4 separate regions of the Homo sapiens genome follow, and regions 2, 3 and 4 are each linked to region 1. A link is a contact called in ENCODE Hi-C or POLR2A ChIA-PET data. All regions are on one chromosome and are shown on one strand. The core of a region is the stretch at or near the end of the contact, and the rest is flanking DNA. Distances in the headings are between cores, read along the strand shown.

What was found. Hi-C counts contacts between places; a loop is a spot of excess contacts on that map. ChIA-PET counts read pairs that join two places held with the same protein, here RNA polymerase II (POLR2A). Pooled maps may share reads with other maps.
Region 2: a loop to region 1 is called in a map with no recorded cell type, with 6 times the contacts of the local background. The contact joins two enhancer-like sites. A Hi-C loop is called at or near these places in 5 of 37 single-sample maps with no recorded cell type and 5 of 50 pooled maps.
Region 3: a map with no recorded cell type shows a loop between it and region 1 (3-fold over the local background). The contact joins two enhancer-like sites. A Hi-C loop is called at or near these places in 2 of 37 single-sample maps with no recorded cell type and 2 of 50 pooled maps. POLR2A ChIA-PET finds 5 or more read pairs at or near these places in 1 of 52 experiments (IMR-90).
Region 4: a loop to region 1 is called in a map with no recorded cell type, with 2.9 times the contacts of the local background. The contact joins two enhancer-like sites. A Hi-C loop is called at or near these places in 3 of 37 single-sample maps with no recorded cell type and 4 of 50 pooled maps.

What each region holds. Positions count from the first base shown.
Region 1 is chr14:71,490,687-71,493,526 of GRCh38, forward strand. All of the region lies in intron 2 of SIPA1L1 (signal induced proliferation associated 1 like 1), which reads left to right. Among named protein-coding and RNA genes, the nearest start is that of SNORD56B, 94 kb to the left of the region's middle. Within about 2 kb of position 1,390, at least 2 of the 41 ENCODE cell types and tissues checked have a DNase peak (open chromatin) inside an H3K27ac peak, as active enhancers do.
Region 2 is chr14:72,476,337-72,479,176 of GRCh38, forward strand. It overlaps RGS6 (regulator of G protein signaling 6), which reads left to right. Exons shown (of 18, transcript NM_001204424.2): 11 at 406-504; 12 at 1,932-1,993. Among named protein-coding and RNA genes, the nearest start is that of MIR7843, 39 kb to the right of the region's middle. RefSeq lists an enhancer at 462-671. Within about 2 kb of position 1,400, at least 2 of the 41 ENCODE cell types and tissues checked have a DNase peak (open chromatin) inside an H3K27ac peak, as active enhancers do.
Region 3 is chr14:70,664,197-70,667,036 of GRCh38, forward strand. The region is part of intron 1 of TTC9 (tetratricopeptide repeat domain 9); the gene reads left to right. Among named protein-coding and RNA genes, the nearest start is that of TTC9, 24 kb to the left of the region's middle. RefSeq lists enhancers at 1,530-1,689, 2,187-2,687, 2,688-2,840. Within about 2 kb of position 1,400, at least 19 of the 41 ENCODE cell types and tissues checked have a DNase peak (open chromatin) inside an H3K27ac peak, as active enhancers do.
Region 4 is chr14:70,885,176-70,888,015 of GRCh38, forward strand. No RefSeq gene overlaps it. Among named protein-coding and RNA genes, the nearest start is that of PCNX1, 21 kb to the right of the region's middle. RefSeq lists an enhancer at 2,129-2,438. Within about 2 kb of position 1,341, at least 12 of the 41 ENCODE cell types and tissues checked have a DNase peak (open chromatin) inside an H3K27ac peak, as active enhancers do.

The DNA.
Region 1 (2,840 bases), core at 140-2,639:
CAGCAACATTATTTGAAACACTTGTGGAAACATTTGGAAGCATTTATCATTTTTTCTTTGTTGTATACCCATTTGAACAAAAGCAAAGTAATTGCTTACAATAGTTATTTTTTCATAATAACATAAATGCTGAATCTATAAAAAGTAGAATTTCTTTATAAAGATGACCTTAAGTTTTAGCTACCTGATATCGTACATACATCGTAGAGAACATTTTCAAAGGTAGGGGTTTAATAGGAATGAAGATGCCTGTTCCTGATACTGGGAAGTTTGCTTATTTAACTTAGTAGCAATGATATTTATCATATCCTAATATTTTATAATGCTCTGTATATCACTGAGTGCTTAAGTAGTTACCCTTTTTAATCCTCAGAGTCCTCCCTTCAAACAGACAGGATGTCGATATTTAAAAATAAAAAGAAATTAAATTCACCTATTAATATATTTCTAACTCATTGGAAAGGAAATGTCAACTACCAGTTGATTTTCAAGAGTCTCTTTAATTTCAGTTTTGTTTTTCCTTCATTACAGCAGGATACTCAAGCAAACTGAATGTGGCTCTTGGAAACTCTGAGCTATCTTTGGGTTCAGTTCTCTGAAGTTTAAATTACAGTTGTTCCTTTTGGTGATCATCATTCATTCCTCTTTTTCCCCTTGAGCCCCTTCTATGTGTCAGGCCTAGGTTCTGGGGACAGTATATCTCCAAACTGACATTGTACTTATCTTCATGGAACTTAATGGCTTAGTGGAAGAGAAATGAAACAAATATGGACATATGAACTGTAATCAGTGCTCTAGAAGCAATATAAGCAGTAGTATTAGGGAGCAACCTGTTTGTTGTTGTTGTTGTTGTTGTTATTGTTGTTTTGAGATAATCTCATTCTGTCGTCCAGACTGGAGTGCAGTGGTGCAATCATGGCTCACTGCAGCCTCGACCTCCCCGGCTCAAGCAATCCTCCCACCTCAACCCCACAAGTAGCTGGAACAACAGTCAAATGCTCAGCCTGCCTTGGCTTCCCAAAGTGCTGAGATTACAGGCGTGAGCCACCGTTTCAGGCTTAATGTTTTATTTCAAACACACACACACACACACACACACACACACACACACACACACACACACACACCCCTTCCCCCGCCCCCCCACATGAAGAGTTGGCATTTGTAGGCTACATTTTCAGTAAATTGTAAATGAAGAGAATTATGAGAATTTACCTGATAATCCTCATTTATTATAGTTCGGGTTGTGCGTGTGTGGGAAAAATGCTGTCCTGTTTCTGCTAATCCAAGTCTGTCAGCACCATCTCCCCTCTGTCACCTAATGATTTGACTGTATTTCAACCTGTGTAATGGCGAGGCACCACGGTAGCTAGCATTGGCCGAGATGCCTGTCCTTGACAACAAGGTCTTTGTTTGGCTGTGTTGGGAAATATTGGCTACTACCAGGGCTGAGTGCAAAGAGGGTGGTATAGTAACTCAGTTTTTCGTGCTAGCAGCCTGATGGCACAGTTACAGCAAGGATTTGGCAGGAAGGAGCAAGTGTGGATTGCTTGAAGTTTCAAGGGGAGATGAGGCAGGAGAGAATTTAGAACTGTGGTGTTGTTTTTATTAGTTTAGAAGTTTTAATCTTCAATATAGCCGTGTTTTTTTCCAACAGCATAAAGGGTCAGCTTGATGCCCTGTTAAAAAAGAGCCAGAAGTGGGGTTTACAGGTGACAATTTTAGTGTGTTCCTTTTCTTTAAGAAAAATCTTTGATTCTGAAAGAGCTTGACAGAGCTGTTTAATAGTGTGGACATCTGTTGAGGCAGATAGCAGTTTTCTGGATATAGGTCATGTTAATATAAACTCTGGATATAAACAACCTCTGCTGTCTGCTTCAGACTTGAAGACTGTGTGATAGGACCAGGCCCGTGCGGTAGCTCTTTAGTGGTCAGAATATTTGTGAGTGAAAGCCGCTCTTATTTTTCAGAGACAGGAGCTCACTCTCTCGCCCAGGGCACAATTATGGTTCACTCCAGCCTCAATCTCCCAGGCTCAAGCGATCCATCTCAGCTTCCCAAGTAGCTGGGACCATGGGCATATGCCACCATGCCTGGCTAGATTTTTTTTTTTTTTTTAATGTAGGGATGGGGTCCACTCTATTGCCCAGGCTGGTCTCAAACTCCTGGGCTCAAGCAATTCTCCCACCGTGGCCTCCCAAAGTGCTGGGATTATAGGCATGAGCCATTGTGCCCAGCCAGTAAATGGCATTTTCATACATTTACCTCCTTTTTTGTTGTCCCGGAAGGCAGAATCTGGGATCTCTTTTACTTATGTAACTGTTCTCCAATTTCCAAATCAATTTATATCGAAAGAATATATCTGTGGTGCCTGCCCCTTTATCCCTCCCCCAAAACATAGGTATTTATTTTTTTAGAGACAGGGTCTTGCTCTGTCACCCAGGCTGGAGTGCAGTGGTGTGACTGTAGCTCTGTAGCTTTCTGCAGCCTTGAACTCCTGGGCCCAAGCAATTTTCCTGCCTCAGCCTCCTGAGTAGCTAGGACTACAGGTGCCCAAACCCTCCACGCCCCCAGTTTTTTTTATTTTTGGAGTGATGGGGTTTCACCATGTTACCCAGGCTGGTGTTGAATCCTGGGCTCAAGCAGTTTTCCCCATTCACCCTCCCAAAGTGCTGGGATTACGGGTGTGAGCTATTGCACCTGGCGAAAGTAGTTGTTGAAGAACTACTTGGGCAGATGGGAGGTCTTGTTTTACTGCTATGTTTGTGAACAATACAAATTCAATTATTTTTGTGGATGTGACTTCTAGAGAAACAATTAAATTGATTAACCAGAGTGAC
Region 2 (2,840 bases), core at 150-2,649, 990 kb after region 1:
CATTTGGGGCATTTGATAAAAGTGCAGATTTCCAAACCCACCCACAAAGATTCTGATGCAGTAAGTCCAGGGGGCGAGGGGATACTCAGCAACGTGTCTTTTCCAAGCACACCCAGGTGATTCTTTGCAGGTGGTCTATGGACCATATTTGGAGAAACACTGAGATACAAGGAGGCTATTTTCAGCCCAATAAAAGATAGGATTTGGGTTATAGTGGTACCCCAAAGATGAGATGACATGCCTTAAGAGGCAGCATTCTCATCATTGAAGAAATAAAAGCAGAGACCAATCTCTTATTGTCATGAGGGGATTCACGAAATTGGATGAGTCATTGGACTAGCTGACCCCTAAGCCACCCTCCAATTCTGTGGGTGGATGATCCTCTGTGCTTGCTTCTTCTCCTAGTCCGTGTATGGCGTGACTGAAGAGTCCCAGGCACAGAGCCCGGTGCATGTACTCAGCCAACCAATCAGGAAAACAACAAAAGAGGACATCCGGAAACAGGTGAATGAATTGACAGCTTGCACTCTCAGGAGGAGACGTGGCCAGTTTAAAAACCCTTTCAAATGTTCAACTCTGAAGATTGAGCAAGCTTTGAGTTCCTGGAAACCACAGTGGAACCCAGCTGTGGGTGATTGAACCTTTTAAGTGCTGTGTGTGAACAAGCCACGGAAGCTTGAGAGAAAGAATTCTCTACCCAGTTCCTCCAGCAGTTACTAGAAAAGGGCGTAAATGAGTCATCCCATGCCTTGGGGTAACTGCTGTAATGGGGTTTCCCACAGTCCGCTGTGGGAGCTGGAGGAAGGAGGGGGCTCATGTCACACAGTCCTTATAATTGGAATGCACCAGCTCAGGATGGTCTACTTTATTGCTGTGATTTGAAAGGAAAGTTTAAGAATAAATAAAGCTCTACTCCCAATGCCATTTCAGCATTACTTGGTTGAATGTTATTTTCTTTCATGATGAGCAGCCCAGGTCAACAGACAATGGCTAATTATATTACTTCCTTCTGATATTTACTGGTAACAAAGCAACCTACTGTTTATATTATGCCTTGCTGGTTCCTAGAGGGCAAAACCCAAAGGAGTAAACTTTGAGGTGCTTGCCCTTGACAAGTTTATTATCTGATGGGTAAGAGGTAATGGATATATGAAAAAAAAAAGCTATTTGGCGGGGCTCGGGGCTCGGTGGCCCACACCTGTAATCCCAGCACTTTGTGAGGCTGAGGCAGGTGGATCATCTGAGGTAAGGAGTTTGAGACCAGGCTGACCAATATGATGAAACCCCATCTCTACTAAAAATAGAAAAAAGTTAGCCGGGCTTGGTGGCGTGTGACTATAATCCCAGCTACTCGGGAGGCTGAGACAGCAGAATCACTTGAATCTGAGAGGTGGAGGTTGCAGTGAGCTGAGATCATGCCGCTGCACTCCAGCCTAGGCAACAGAATGAGACTCTGTCTCAAAAAAAAAAAAGAAAAAAAGAAAAAAAAACCACACAGAAAAAAAGCTATTTGATGATTCCAGTCAAGCATGCCAAGGACATGGGTGTGACGTGCCTGTGAAAGGTGGGCAGAGGAGGGGTCACTGGGGATTGTTCAAAACAGGTATTTATGGGGCACATTTCACCTGTCCATGCTGTTGCTAAGCTACGTAGAAAATACATTGCCTTTAAATTTTGGAAAGCAAGACTTAAATCACACCACAGTATAGGAGGAGATGAGACAAAGGCTAAATTGCAGAATATGAATCTTGTATGATAGGGATGTCCAGAGGCACAAGTAATTTGCTGGAGGGCAGAGCTGAGGGAGTTGGAGATGTCTGGCCAGAGGAGGTATTTGGATCTTGGTGGAAATGCAGGATTTGGGTTTGTGGAGCGAGGGGAAAAAAATAATTTTAGTTTGGTCTTAACATCTGTGTTCTCTATTTTCCCAGATAACATTTTTGAACGCACAGATCGACAGACATTGTTTGAAAATGTCCAAAGTGGCTGAAAGGTATGTTTTCCTTTAATAATATTACTACTTTCTTCTAATTTAACAGGGAAGAAATGTTACAGGGTTATGGTTAACGAATGTGTTCAATGCCAAGAGTTAGACTGTAGTTATTCCTTAGACTGGGGTGCAGAAAAACCCACAGGCTCCATGTGAGTATAACTAAGATAACAGACCTCCCTTGAGTGATGTCAAGAAATGTTCCGTTGCTAAGGCTTTACAGGGGGTGGCCACGGGACCTTGTCAATCAAGGAAGAATGTCCTTTAAAGCTACATAATGCACCTTTGCCTTCAGCCTCTGGATTAATTCAAATGGAAATTGCTCCCCTTTCAGCTATAAAATGCCCAGATTCACTTTATAGGGGAAAAGAAATTATGTGTGTCCTTTGAGGTGCTGGCTGCATAGACAGGAGGGGACTGGATCATCGGGAAGTGTTCCGCCTCCACACGCCATCAACCACTGAACTGCATCGAATCAGCTGTAAAGAAAATATTTGGCCCCTCCAGCCTGGCTTCCACAGCGGTGTGTGTGCTTCATTCTGCACCAGTAGCTAGTTCCACTCCGTTAACTCATGGGAGACTCAATTTTATCAACTAAATGGTCTGTTTTTTTAACTCTTCCGTGAAGATGGGAGACCACATGGGGAATCTATATGGAATAAATCTAACCAGGCAGCTCAGTAGTGAACATTTATTCATCCATATGCTACCGTTAAAGCAATGACCAATTGCTTAAGGAATCAAGAGCTTAAGTTGGGTCTTGGTATTTATTGGATGTCAGATAAACTGAGTCTTTTAAGCCCAGCTCCTACAGGGGGCTGGCTGTGAGAGCCATCTATAAGCCTGTAAG
Region 3 (2,840 bases), core at 150-2,649, 830 kb before region 1:
AATGGCTACAGGGATGGGGAAGGAGCAATCAGGAGGCAGCCAGTCCACGTCGTCTTAACTTCCTCAGCCCTCACACGTGCCTGCTGTCATCCCATCTTACCTATCCCATGGGCTTACTAGATGTACCAGTAGCCACCCACCCAAAGCAGAGAGGTGCCTAAAAATCACCTGCAGGTAGCGCTGAGGCCAGCCTCCAGCCTGGCTGTCACCCCCTCCACCCCTGGATTCCCTTAAGAGTCCTGGCCTGGGCCGGGTGTAGTGGCTCACTCCTGTAATCCCAGCACTTTGGGAGGCTGAGGCAGGCAGATCACCAGAGGTCAGGAGTTCGAGACCAGCCTGACCAATATGGTGAAACCCCGTCTCTATTAAAACTACAAAAATTAGCTAGGCATGGTGGCGGGCATCTGTAGTAGTCCCAGCTACTTGGGAGGCTGAGACGGGAGAATTGCTTGAACCCAGGAGGCAGAGGTTGCAGTGAGCCGAGATCGCACCACTGCACTCCAGCCTAGGCAATAGAGCGTGACTCCATTTAAAAAAAAAAAAAAAAAGAGTCCTGGCCTAGCACCCCAACTTCTTATCCAGATTCTACCTCTTGGCCCAGCTATTTCTCCATCTTTCTGGGCCCTGTCTGTGGTGTCAGCTGAGGCTCCACACCCTATAACCAGCCTAGCCCTGCCTCCCTTGCCTCCCCCAAAGTCTGAACCCTGGTCCACAGCCAGGTATGCCAGTTCCCACCGGATCTGCAGGGGAACTAGAAATATTTTTACCAAATAAGTGCCAGAAATTGATTGCTGTGGTTCCTTTAACCCTTTGTGGGAAGGGGGAGGCTTCCCCATTTCCAGGCCTCTTTGCTTCCCCTGCCCCTGTCACCACCATTTTATGCATTCAAAAACTGTTATTTTATTTTATTTTTATTTTTATTTGTTAAATGGTCCTTTTCCTAGACTGCCAGGGTCAGCAAACAGAAGTGTCTGTTCAAAGAGGGAGGGCTGGACGGGAAGAGGGCTGCTAGGCCCGGTCAGAGAGGACTTCAGGCAGGGAGCGTGGAAGCTGTGGACAGGACAGCTTTTAGCTCTGGGAGCAGGTGCTGGAGCCAAGTCACACACAGGTAGCAGTCAGTGAGGTTCACATCCAGGAACCTTTTTACAGAAACCCCTCTCTCTCTCTGTACAGCTGTATAAGCACCAGCACAGGCTCCGACAACATGCAGGTGAGGAAGGGGACAGAAGGGCCTAAGATCCCACCATGGAGAGAGAGGGAGGAGAGGGGAGGGGGGCTTGTAGCATCAGCTTATCAGAAGGACCCCCTGGTGCACCAGAAGATTGTAGTCCTGGGTGAACAAGAGCTGCCCTCGGGGGTTAGCAGCCTGTTGCTTCTGTTGACTTGGCTTTCTGCCCTGCAGCCAGTGAAACCTGACAGGTCAGTTTCTAGATCTGGGCTGATTCTCTTTCACTTCCTGGTTCTCATACCTTCATCTTGACAGTCTGTGTATTTCTCCTCATTCTGTGAAAGAATGGAGTTTTTTGGTCCTAAATGCTCAAAAAAAATCTGGTCTCTTAAAAAATCTCAGCAATTCTGATACCTGGGAAGTTATTTAAGGGGTCAGAATGACTGACGTTAGACCCCTGAAGATTGAAATCAGTGACTTGTCTCTATCCTGAGGTGTCTTCTGTCAGTGTGGAAAAGTCTGGGCACAAAGAAGGAACAGAGCATCAGCATTCTCCCCCAGCCACCCAGCCGGGTTGTGAACAGAAGCACCAGTTTTGCCTCCTAAGTCTCTGTTTTTATTTGCTTTGAAGAAGCAGACAGGTGCCTTTTTCCTGTCTCTTTTTTTGTACTCCCTCCGAAGTATGCAACATACTTTGCCGTTGGTCAATGCCTACTAGATATTTGAGTGGTTAAATGGAGGCGAGGTGGCTCAGCAGGGTTGGGATTAGAGGGAGGTGCCTAGGGCACGAAATTTCAATCATTCTTCAAGGCCATTTAGTCATCCTCCAGGCGTGTCATCACTCTAGTCCCAGCCCTGTGGCTCCCTGTGGCTCAGGGCTGGTAAGGGAAAGCTCAAAGGGACATGGTTTACTCAAAGATGGCTGTTTGTGGGATGGGGAAGCTCTCCACCATGAGACCTGCCTGCCATAGCTTCCTCTTGCCTGGGACACCTAGGTCTCTCATGTCCAGACATGTGGCTTGTATGAGCTGGTCACTAGCCTACCAGAAAGCCCCCTCTCTCAGGAACTGCAGAGACAAATATACATGAAAGGGAACTTGAGGGAAGTCAGAGGCAGATGTTACTGGTACAAGACTAAAAAGAATTCTAAGAATGTTAACTAACATTTTTTTCATGCTTGCTATGTGCCAAGCCCACATTAAGTACTTTATGGCCATTATTTTATATAATCCCTCCAACAACTAGATTAGGAAGGACTTGGATTCTGGAGCCAGACAGCTTCAGCTTAAATCCCATCTTTGTCTCTTTCACGTTGTGTGGACTTGGGAAATTTCTTCAGCTCTCTGGGCCTCAGCTTCCTCACCTATAAAATTGAAACAGTAATAGTACCCACATTGGAGTATTCTGAGGATTATATCAGTAATACATGTAAAACAATGAGACCAGCATCTGTACAAGGTAAGCACTCAACAAATATTGGCCATGATGGTGATGATGATGATGAAGATGATGATGAAGAGATGATGATTGCCTCTGGTAGCTTATTCCTAAGGCTGCCTACAACAAAGTCCCACAAACTGGGTGACTTGAGATAATAGAAATGTATGATCTCACAGTTCCAGGGGCTAGGAGTCCAAGATCCAGGTGCTGGTGGGTTGTTATTCTGAAAGAT
Region 4 (2,840 bases), core at 91-2,590, 610 kb before region 1:
GAAGAAAGCACAGGTTTCAGAGTCAAACAGACTCAGGTTTGAATCCAAGACTATCTTATCTGCTGTGTAAACTTGGGCAAGCCACTTAACCTCTCTGAGGCTTCTGTTTCCTTGGCTAAAAAGGAACATAATAATGTCTACCTCAAAGAGTTGTTATAAGGAGTATAAATAATATATGAAGAGTGCCTGGCACTTGGAGCACTCAATAAATGAGAGCTATTGTTATTATCAATATCACCCTCATTATTTATATTGAACTATAGAGATTGCTGTGGCTCAGGCTGAGAAATAAAGCAAGTGAGAGGAGTCTTTGCCAAGAACAGAGAAACCACCAGGAGGGGGAACGGGCCTCTGCAGAATTGATCACAAAAGCTCTCTGGCTTATGTATTACTCATTTGTCACTGTTGATTTATACATTCATTCTTATACTCAGTAATGCCAACACCATTGTCACCATTGCCATCATTCCCTCCAACAAAAATAAGAAGAACCTTAGATTTCTGTTAAAACAGTTCAACAGGCTGTGTTTTGCCCCTGGCACATCTCTTCATCTTTTCTGTGGATTGAGCTGCCATTGGTATTCAGGGATACCACCTGCCCCGAGTTGCTGACAACCATCTCCATGGTTTCTGGCCAGATCTCATTAGCTAAGTGAGGTCAAGCCCAGTGAGGTTAAATACCGACAAGGGAGAGGGTCGGGGGATACACAGATGGTTACAGGCATTGGGATGGAATGGCATGGCTGACCCAGCCTTGTGTTAGGTAGAAAACCAAGGTCACAACCTTTTGCAGTCTCTGAGGAGCTGCGTGACAACATATTTAATCAGAGGATGCCAGCCACAGTGATCCTGCAAGTTTCCAACTGATACAGTTTACCTGCTCCCTCTACATTCAATTGATGCTATTACTGCCCAATCCAATAATAAGCAACAATTTATTAAGCCCTTACTGTTTGCCAGGCTAACGACAGGCCAAAATGCAGGGCTAAAGCACTTTACATACTGTCCCATTTAATCCTCACCACAACTCTATAAAGTCAGTACTATTACCTGCTCCATTTTACCGATTAATAGAAGTTCAGAGAGGTTAAGTAACTTGTCTAAGTCCGCATAGCTAGTAAAACTGTAGAGCCAGCTTGGGAACATGGGTTTTGCTGATTCCAGATCTCCAGCTCTGCATTAAAATGCTAACTGGTGCTTCTCACACTTTAATGTGTATATAAGTCACCAGGCGATTTGTTAAAATGAAGGTTTTGATTCAGTAGATCCAGATGGGACCTGAGATGCTGCATTTCTTAGGCCACATGTATGCTGTCGGGCCGTGGGTTATAATTTGAATCACAAGAGACTTGTCTGATAGATTTGGTTCACAGTGGTTGGCAGGTTTCTCTTTGAAGGAGGTTGGGTTTTGGTCTTAGGGTTAGGCTAAGAGGCTTTAAAACCATTCAGGAAGTGTGGATTTTAGTTCTATGCTGCATACTAAATCATCATAAATTTATCCCCTTAAAACAACTCCCCATTCATTACTTTACAGGTTTTCCCCCAGAACTGGGAAGGGTGTGACTCCACTGATCTCCTCACAGGGCTAAATCAAGATGTCAGCTGGGCAGTGTTCTTATCTGGAGCTCAAGGGCCTTGTGGAAGCTCATTCTGGTTGTCACAGATTCAGTTTCTTGCGGTTGGGGGACTGAGGTCCCTGTTTCCTGGCTGGCTGTCAGCTGGGGGCCACTCTCAGTTCCTAGAAACTGCCGCATTTCTTACCACTTGGTCCTTTTATCTTCATAGTCAGCAATAGAGAATCTCCCCTTTGTTGAATTCTTCTCATGCTTCAAACCTCTTTGATTTTTTTCTGTCTTTGACCTCCAGACTCAGAGTTAAAGGGCTCGTGCTATTAGATCAAGCCCACCCAGACAATCTCCCTATCTTGGGACCTTAATTACATCTGCAAAATCCCTTCACAGCAGAATCTAGGTTGCTGTTTGATTGAGTAAGTGGGAGAAGGCTCACAGATCCCAGAGGCAGGAAACCTTAGGGGCTTAGAATTCTGCCTACCACAAAGTGTTTTGGTTTTCCTGGATGAGCTGCATTGTTGATTGATCAATGTTTTTAGAGTCATCGAAATTGAGACTATATAAGCTTTCTCATTTCTGCTTTCATTTCTACTCTCTTGCTGTAAGCCTCTCCTTTGGTATGAAATTACCAACAATGATTTCAAAATAAAAATGGACTGTCAACTTCCAGCAAATTGAGCTTAGCCCTTTTTCTCATTTATTGTATAAACTGAAAGTGTAAAACAGGAATTGATACATAGATCATTTGGGGTTTTTCACTGACTCATTAGCAATGTCCAGGAATAAGTCTCCAGATGCAGAGATGTTTATAGAAGGCAGTACTTCTTACTCAAGGAACTCTAAGTGCTCACGGATGATGTGAGCCAACAGACAGTGCCTGCACTTTGAAGAAGGAGGGTTTGTGATATCTTGACGTCAAAGATCTGACTGAAATCTTTGGAATCAAGCCCATCTTTTCTGATTTCTAGCCTATTTTCCTTCCAATGGCACTGTCCTAAGGTTGTACAGCTTAGAAAATGTTAACCCAGTATTGTTTTCTTTACTTGCATGTGAGAGAAGAGAAGTCAAAGTCAAAAGCAGGCAGCTGGAAACCTCCAGGGGAAGGGATTCCCAGGGGTCCTTTATATTCCTTTCTCCCCAAGCAAAGCAGAGAGAGAAGCAGCACACATACCCTGTGGATTCTGGGTTTGGAAAGCATAGTTGTGTTGTTCATCTGGGCTGCTATAACAAAATACTATACACTGAATGGCTCATAAACCACAGAAATGT